2 separate regions of the Homo sapiens genome follow, and region 1 is linked to region 2. The links are chromatin contacts, found by Hi-C or POLR2A ChIA-PET in ENCODE. All regions are on one chromosome and are shown on one strand. Each heading gives the region's core, a stretch centred on a gene start or an enhancer-like site at or near the end of the contact. The rest is flanking DNA. Distances are from core to core; before and after follow the strand shown.

The links. Hi-C counts contacts between places; a loop is a spot of excess contacts on that map. ChIA-PET counts read pairs that join two places held with the same protein, here RNA polymerase II (POLR2A). Pooled maps may share reads with other maps.
Region 1: a map of PC-3 shows a loop between it and region 2 (4-fold over the local background). The contact joins the promoter of BCAS1-AS1 here to the enhancer-like site in region 2. A Hi-C loop is called at or near these places in 28 of 168 maps with a recorded cell type or tissue (A673, B cell, CD4-positive, alpha-beta T cell and 21 more), 37 of 37 single-sample maps with no recorded cell type and 32 of 50 pooled maps. POLR2A ChIA-PET finds 5 or more read pairs at or near these places in 29 of 52 experiments (A549, AG04449, AG04450 and 23 more).

Annotation. Positions count from the first base shown.
Region 1 is chr20:53,913,428-53,917,554 of GRCh38, forward strand. BCAS1-AS1 (BCAS1 antisense RNA 1) reads left to right here and starts at 2,062. Exons shown (of 5, transcript NR_199019.1): 1 at 2,062-2,139.
Region 2 is chr20:53,737,937-53,742,179 of GRCh38, forward strand. It overlaps LOC124904933 (a long non-coding RNA gene), which reads left to right. Exons shown (of 2, transcript XR_007067660.1): 1 at 1-922; 2 at 2,468-3,864. Among named protein-coding and RNA genes, the nearest start is that of ZNF217, 150 kb to the left of the region's middle. RefSeq lists an enhancer at 1-359 and a silencer at 2,634-2,928. Within about 2 kb of position 2,560, at least 9 of the 41 ENCODE cell types and tissues checked have a DNase peak (open chromatin) inside an H3K27ac peak, as active enhancers do; they include B cell, CD4-positive, alpha-beta T cell, CD8-positive, alpha-beta T cell and 4 more, where a contact is called at or near this core.

The DNA.
Region 1 (4,127 bases), core at 812-3,311, 170 kb after region 2:
TGTTGAGAGGTCCTGTGCCAGGTGCTCAGGTGCCTGTCATTTCATCAGCTACACACCCTGGAAGCAGGCCTGACTCAATGGTCCCTGCTTTCCCCATGAAGCAGCAGTGACTCAGAGAGATGACACATTTGCCCACGGTCATTCAGTTTCTCAGCTAAATGAAGCTTCATTTAGCTTCATTTCTCCTTCTCTTAATCTCCAGGTATCTATTTATCTATCCATCCATCCATCCATCTTCCTATCCATCTATTCTCTATTGATGTATGTATATATATATATGTATTATGTATCTATGTGTCTATTACCTGTTTATGTTTCTATTACTTATCTATATCTACCCATTTATATGTATGTATGTATCTATCTACCATCTATCTATCCATCCTCTACCTATTTTCCATCTATCTATCATCTATGTATGTATTATGTACCTATGTGTCTGTCATCTATGTATCTATTACCTATCTATCTTTTTAAAAATTTATTTAATAGAGACGGGGTCCCGTTATGTTGCCCAGGCTGGTCTTGAACTCTGGACTCAAGTGATCCTCCTGCCTCGGCCCCCCAAAGTGCTGGGATTACAGGCATGAGCCACCATGCCTGGCTGTACCTATCTATCTTTATCTACTCATCTATATATATTGTATGTATCTATCATCTATCTATCTATCTATCTATCTATCTATCTATCTATCTATCTATCATCTATCAATCATCTATGTGTCTTATCTATCATCTATCTTATCTATGTATCTCTATGACCTGTCTATCTATGTATCTATCTGTTATCTCTCTGGTTATCTGGTCTCCAGTGCCCACCTCCTCCTCCCAGTCTTTTCTCTCACCCTGACTCTGAACTTCTCCAGGCCTGGTGTTATGTTTTCTGTAGCGTGACCTTATAACTAACCATCCCATCGAAGACGCTTGGGGGAGTGAAAGGAGGGGCTATTAATACTTCTGCAAAAACTGGCGCTGCCCTGAGCACACTGGGATGCCTGGTGGTGGTGGTGGTTAGGTGTAGATTTCTCCCCATTCCTTAGTGCCTCACAAGGGTGCTGTAAAACGTTTGTCGAGTGTGTTTTATCAACAGTCTCAGAAGGGGTGGTAAAAAAAAATACTCGTTTGTTTCATACAGAGAGAAATTGCATTACAAAGTGATGACTTACAAAATCACCGAAAGGAAATCAATGGTGAGGTGGAGCCAAACCTCTGCTGTAGAATTTCTGGATTCAGATAACACAGAGCTCTCTCCATCAAGCATTTGTGTGCAGAAGCTAAGCTCCAGGCCCAGGGAGAGAGCTTGAAGCAAAGACATAATAAAACAGTAACAGCTGCTACCGAAGCTGTGTCATGCAACTTTGCTTAGCCCTTTACTGTATGGTCTCATTTATTCCTTAAGGAAGGTGAGATTATAATAGAAAAGGAAAATGAATGTGCCGCAGTCACACAAATCACTCACTACTACACTGCCACCAGAGCCCAACAGAGTAGCCACAATTGTTTTCTTCCTAAAAGGTGCAATGGAGTAATACTGCACAATTTCCATTTAGATGTCCCTTCAACACGTTTCCTGGGAATCTTAGAGCAGTTAACACCCATTTAGAAAGGAGCTTTTTCATTTCGTAAATATGTTCAGTGCACCAAAACAGGCAAACAAGATAACCCGAACTCTTAACTTGCCTCAGCACCTCACCCCTTAAGATACATAGAAACAAATCAGAAATTATGCTCAATAAGGAATTTGCAAGGCTGAGGAGGGGGAGCTGGAGTCAAATCAGCTGGGTCTTCCGCCCCCTTCAGTAGGAGGGGGAAGATTACTGCAGAGAATGTAACAAGGAGAATAAGAGAGAGGGAGGGAGGGGGAAGAGAGAGAGAGAGGGAGGGGGGTGGAGAAAGAGAGAGACAGAGAAGGAAAGGAAGAAAGAAAAAGAGAGAGAATAACTGTTGGTAACGGACAGCCCAAGAAAATTGTAGAAAAGTCCATCTCTGGTACCTACCTGGTGCCACCTTCCCCCCACCCCCGCGTTGTTTATTTATTTATTTATTTTTTCTAGCCACCACCATTTTGTTGCCTGGCAGAGGTGTGAGATGCAAGGCTGTTTACAAAGCCCCCAGCAAGAGCAATCCCATCATCAGGAGGTTTGCTTCCCCCCCGGGCCAGCCCTCTCGCTCTCCATGCCCGTCTTGGCTGCATGCGTTGTACCTAACACATTTAACCCGCGTTTCTTAAGAGTTCTGCAAAATGGTGTCTGCTGGTGTTTGCAAGGGAAGCTCCCGCTGGGCGTCCCGAGCTGGGTGGGAGCTGAGTGTGCGGTTCCCTAACGAGCTGGCGGCCGGCCTGAGCGGCTCTGATCTCCAATTCTGACGGCTTGTCCTTCAGGTGACCTATATTATCTGGCACCTCAGTTGCTGCTCACAAAGAAAAAGTATCACTGGAAGAAAGAAAAAAAAAATCCCAAGTGATTGTGTACATGCTCTTTATTGAGAATATTAAACTCAGACGCCCTCTGCTGGGCAAGACGGGAAGGGGAGGCTGGGAGTAGGGGAGGGTGGCCGGGAGGGCTCAGGAGAAGCCGGGGACGGCCTCCTTCCTGTGAGATCTGTGGGCATGATTCAGGGCAAAGGGCGCCCATCAGAGCTGCTTTAGGCAAAGGGAAATACAAAACAAAAGTGAAACCGCTGACAAGGAAATCATTTAATTGGGGAGAAATGACAACTTCTTCACTTGGATTTTTTTTTTTCCTGTTCCTAAAATTGTTGCTTTTGATAGGTGAGAGGGAATGGGGTGGGGGAGACTGCTGGACACTGCCAACTTATTCATCAAGACAAAGGGTTTGGGTTTCAGGGAAGTCCTAGCAAAGAGTGTGGCTCAGCGGGTAGAAGGGTAGCTGAAATACCAGGACATTTTTGAGAGTGAAACAGAGTGCTATGGATGATGATGCGGACACAGCAGGTATAGTCCAGAGTGTCCCAGGCAAATCTGACTACCTAGTCCAGCACTGCACAGAGAGCTTTCTAGGATGATATGAATGTTTTGCATCTGTCCTGTCCTATCTATCTATCTATTTATTTATTTATTTTTGAGACAGAGCCTTTCTCTGTTGCCCAGGCTGGAGTGCAGTGGCACGATCTCGGCTCACGGCAACCTCCAACTCTTAAGTTCAAGCGATTCTCGTACCCCAACCTCCCGAGTAGCTGGGATTACAGGCACCCGCCACCATGGCTGGCTAATTTTTGTATTTTTAGTAGAGACAGGGTTTCGCCGTGTTGGCCAGGATGGTCTCAAACTCCTGACCTCAGGTGATCCACCTGCCTCAGCCTCCCAAAGTGCCGGGATTACAGGCGCGAGCCACTGCGCCCGGACTGTCCTGTCCTATATGGTAACCACCACCCACATGTGGCTACTGGGCTCTTGAAATGCAGCTACGCAACTGTGAGGGGATGAATTCTTAACTTCATTTAATTTTTGTTATTCTGAATTTACATTTAAATAGTCACGTATGTCTAGTGGCTATCAGACGGTAGAGCTCTGGTCTTACTATTCACAGGAACACACCGTGACCCCCATTGACAGCAGCTAAGACCCCAGGAACAGGCTTGTTGCGAGAGGCCCTCCAAACAATTTATTGAATGAATAAAAACTCAGTAATCAAAAGTCACAGAGATAGAAATTCACAACACTTCTTGGAGACTTATAGGAGCTTCCAGAAACACAACTTCTCCCAGGGAGAGTCAAGAGAGCAGTGTCATTTCCTATAAAATGTCCAAGGCCAATCCCAGGTCCCGGTGTCAGCCCTTGCGTGTGGCACTGGCACCAGCAGCCAGAAAGGTTACTTGTGACTTGTTTTCAGTGCTTTCCTGGGAGTGTCCTGAAAGCTGGCAGTGTTTCTGCCTCGTCAGAAGAGGCCTCATTCATTTGGGGTTGTACCAGCAACTTAAAAAGTTTTTTTTTTTCTTCCCTCTTCCAGTGTTAATAGATTTTGAAAGAGGCATTTTTGTTTCTAATTACAAATTCCTGGGTGATGTCATTAAGCCCTCAAACACCCGGTGAGGGCGGCACTGAATGGGGAAAGACAATATGCTAACAAGTTATCTGAGGGTGTCAGAAAGAAATGATGAAAAACAGT
Region 2 (4,243 bases), core at 1,310-3,809:
TTGGATAATTTTGGCTTCCACACTTGATCCTTCCCTCCTGAATAAAATAATAAGGTCATAAATTACATGTTAAAATTTGGGGAGTGGGCAGAGGACTTCAAACAGAACATCGCGGGAGCAAGAGAACGCTGCCCAGAAGAGAGCAAAGCCCAGAACTACTGCAAGTTTGATAAACTGTAAACTTTGTTCCCGGTCACAGGACTGGGAACCGCCTGAAAACTGCACATGCAGAAATGATTAGGGCTGTTATTTGATCTTCAGTGTTTGCTATCAATCCCAGAAAGCAGATCATGTCTATTTGCCAAATATGTTTATTTCAGTAGGTGAATTGCAGTGTAAGCACCTAGAAACTAGGATTCACATAAGGACTTTGAAAATGATCTCCGAAGTGTCTCTTTTTCCCGCATCATTTTCACACATGCCTAAGGCAGAAGAAAACGTAACGGGGGTGGGGGGCCTTCTTCGAGCTAATTGAGAAGCAAGAGGCTATTTCCATGGGATCCCATTTGAAAACGCTGTCTGAGAGGCTTTTCCAACTCTCAGAGCATATTTGAGACGCAGACTGTCAAATGTGACTTACACAGAAGGCCGTTCACAGGATGGCAGCGTAACAGAAAACAGCAGACAGGCAAGGCCATTAAGTAACTTCATGCTTGTTAATGGGAGTCACTCAAGTGCAGCTCAACTGCGCAAGGCAGGAAAGTAAACACAAATACGACTCCTGGTTTGCCACAAGCCCGGCCTCTGTAGTGAGAGAGCTGTGACTGCGTTTCCAGCTCCTTGAAGGCAGAGAGACTCCTGCCTTTCGGGGCGGGCGGGCTGGAACAAAGACACCAACGGGGCCACCTCGGAAAGTCTTTTTGAGCAGTTTCAGCAAATAGCATTTAAGGGAAGGGAAAAAAACTCCAATGTACTCAATAAGGTACAGTATAATATCCCATTATTGAGGAGCCAAAAAGCAGGGATTTACCGCAAACGTTTTTGGGAGCTCGATTTCTCTGGAAAGACAGGGCACGCATTTCTCATGTATCGTGGGCCAGTATTTGACCATTTCCTGTGACCATTTCTTTACATAATTTTCTCAGTTTAGTTTTTAAAAATTAAAATAGAAGTCATACCTAATCTCTTTAAAACGTTCAAACAGTATAAAATTAAGGTAAAGGAGTTGAAGTTCCTCATTCCTTTTGCTCACTCCCACGCAGCTCATGATCTCACCAGAGATAGCTAATAACTACTTTTTAACAGTGTGAAACATATTTTCCAGACGTTTTCCATAAAATGCACATATACAAATACACATGCTTTGTTTTAAATACACCACTGGTATCATATTTATAGACACTGTTATACAACTTGCTTTTTTCACTTTGAGTATCGATCATGGACAATTTCCAATGTAGGTATTTTTCTAGTGAGCTATAAATTTTGGGGAACCATGTCATACATGCTCCTGGGGAAAATTCAAATTATAGGGCTTGTGGGGAAGGGTGGGTCTCCCTCCTCCCCCGCAGACAATGACTATTAGCAGTTTGTAGTGTCTCATGCCAGAAATAGTCCACGCATAGATCAGCATATATGCATATCGAACGCTCACACCTTTCTTTGTCTTTACACAAGTATCTTTCAGCTTGCATTTTCCACTTAAATCTCTTGGACAGCACTCTGTGTTAGAAAAACTTGATGTTTTAAGTGGTGGCATAGTATTTCTTTAAATGGTATTCCTTAATGTATTTCACTTGCCCTTTTTCACAGACTTTTTGGTGGCTTTCAGTGTTTGCTTCTACAAACAGTGCTACAATAAGTAGTCTGGTGTGTACCCAGTGATTCTCTGCTCAAACACACTCACTCCTTTCTGAAAGCGACTCCTATTACACCACACCTGTCCTAAAGTTGCTGTAATCCAAAGAAAAATGGATCGAATTAACTTTTTTTTTAAAACGAGGGTTTTAAGCAGAACATTATTAACCCATTAAAAATCTGTGATAATAAACTCGTGCCCTTTCCTGTGGTTTTTAGTCTCTCCTTCAGCTTGAGAGTAAGAGATTCATGAAAATGAAAAGAAAAAGTCTATCCCATCCTCACCTCCTCATCCCCTATCAGCCATGTCAAGATCACTACATAGCATCCCATGCCTGCTTATTACAAATGCATACTTCACACTGAGTAATTCCTTTCCATCTACTCCTTTCATCTTGGGCTCAGAGAAAGATCGCAGCTCACGCTTACAACTTAGGTGCAGACTTCTGCTCTTTTTTTGTGTGCAGGAGTAAAGCCACTGGGGATTTAGAACAAAGTGTGTCCTTGGAAAGAAGTGGGTAGAATTTTGTGTGTGCAGTAGGTGGGGGAGGGAACCCCCTCCCGAGGGAGGAGTTCGATTTCATTATACAGTTGGAAACCCGGTGAAATCATGTATACGACTGGATCTTTTCGCTCAGCGAGTGAGGTCTTTTTGTTCTTTGTCTTGCAGTGTGTACAGCAAATTTCTGTTGTGCCTGGGAAGAAGGAAATTTGAGTTAAAGAGGAGGCCCGCTCCATATGCCTTGTCACAAGTACACTCACTGAAACATTAATTCACGAAGAGATTGCAACAAGACCAAAACGAAAGAGGAACAGGGCCTGACAATGTTCAGAGAAGGAAAACCGAAGAAGTAACCATCCCCAAGTTAAAAATGACGTGGGGATGAAAAAATAGGTTGCCTGTTGTATTTGTCATTGAAATGCACAATCTTGTTTACTGTTTATCTTGAGACTCTGGGAGCTCTCCTGCTGCTTAGGAAAAAAGAGGCAAAGGTTTAGGAAGAAATGCTAGTCATAAGAAAGAGAGGCATTAGAAACCCTAGAGAGAATGGGAGGTGTAAATAGTATGTGGGCATTTGGCAATCACCACAAAGAAATGGGAGACAAAGGCAAGTGTCTGATGCCAGAAATCCTAAAAACTTGAGTGGAAAACCCAGACACAATAAAAATGTCCAAAAGAAAAAAAAGGCAAAATCCCATGAGATCTTTTTTTTTCTCTGTGATGTTACCTAATGGAGAAAATAAAGGTGGGTTTTGCCACAGTGATCATGGTGCCGTATCCTAAAGGAAGTAGCTTCATGATAAGCCTTCAGAGGCTCTCTCCAGGCCAGCCCCAGCCTTAGGACAAAATGGGACAATCTTGGGGGACAATTTCTTTCTCCAAAAAGGGGATGAGATTGGGCAGAAGAAACACTTGCAGGGCAGAGTTATTATCTCTCTCCCCGAAGAGTTTAATCAATTGTGGTCATTTACAGATCTCTGTCGTTGTCCTTTTCTCTCTCCCTCTTTCTTTTTCTTTCTTTCTTTCTTTCTTTCTTTCTTTCTTTCTTTCTTTCTTTCTTTTTCTTTCTTCTTTCTTTCTTTTTCTTTCTCTCTCTTTCTTTTTTTCTTTTCTTCTTTCTTTCTGATGACTTTGCCTTGAAAGGAATTGCTTAGGAAAGAGGGAAAAGGCATTTTTAGTCAAAAGCTAAGCTAAGATCAAATTAAATCGGGCAATGGAAACCTCCTCTGGAGGCTGTGCAGTAGAGTGTGACACCTCCTAATTTCATGACTTGGGCAGATTGCTTCATTTTCCTACTGTAAAAAAAAGGAAAACGATAATAACAGGTAATGTTTATTGAACTCCTACATGGAATAAGTATTTTATACACAGATCCATTTCACCCTCTGAATCTAATGAGGTAGTATAATTATTATCTCCGTTTTATAGATGAGTGGAGGCTCAGATCACCCAGCTAGAAAATGGAGATAGAATATAATTCTAGATCAGGGGTTAGCAATGACCGCCTGAGGGCCAAATTCTGCTCAGTATGTGTTTTTGTAAATAAAGTTTTATTGGAACCTAGACTTATTTGCTTATATATGGCCTGTGGCTGTTTTTCAGCTGTAATAGCAGACACTGTATGACCCATGAAACCCAAAAATTTACTCTTTACAAAAACCTTTACAGATTTTTGATCTAGATTATCCTAGCCCGTGCTCTTAATCTCACATATGTCCTGCTCCAAAAATACCTTTTTTTTTTTTTTTTTTGAGGTGATGTCTCCCTCTGTAGCCCAGGCCGGAGTGCAGTGGTGTGATCTTAGCTCACTGCATCTCCACCTCCCAGGTTCAAGCCATTCTTGTGCCTCAGCCTCCCAAGTAGCTGGGACTACAGGCCTGTACCACCACGCCCGGCTAATTTTTGTCTTTTTGGTAGAGATGGGGTTTCTCCATGTTGGCCAGG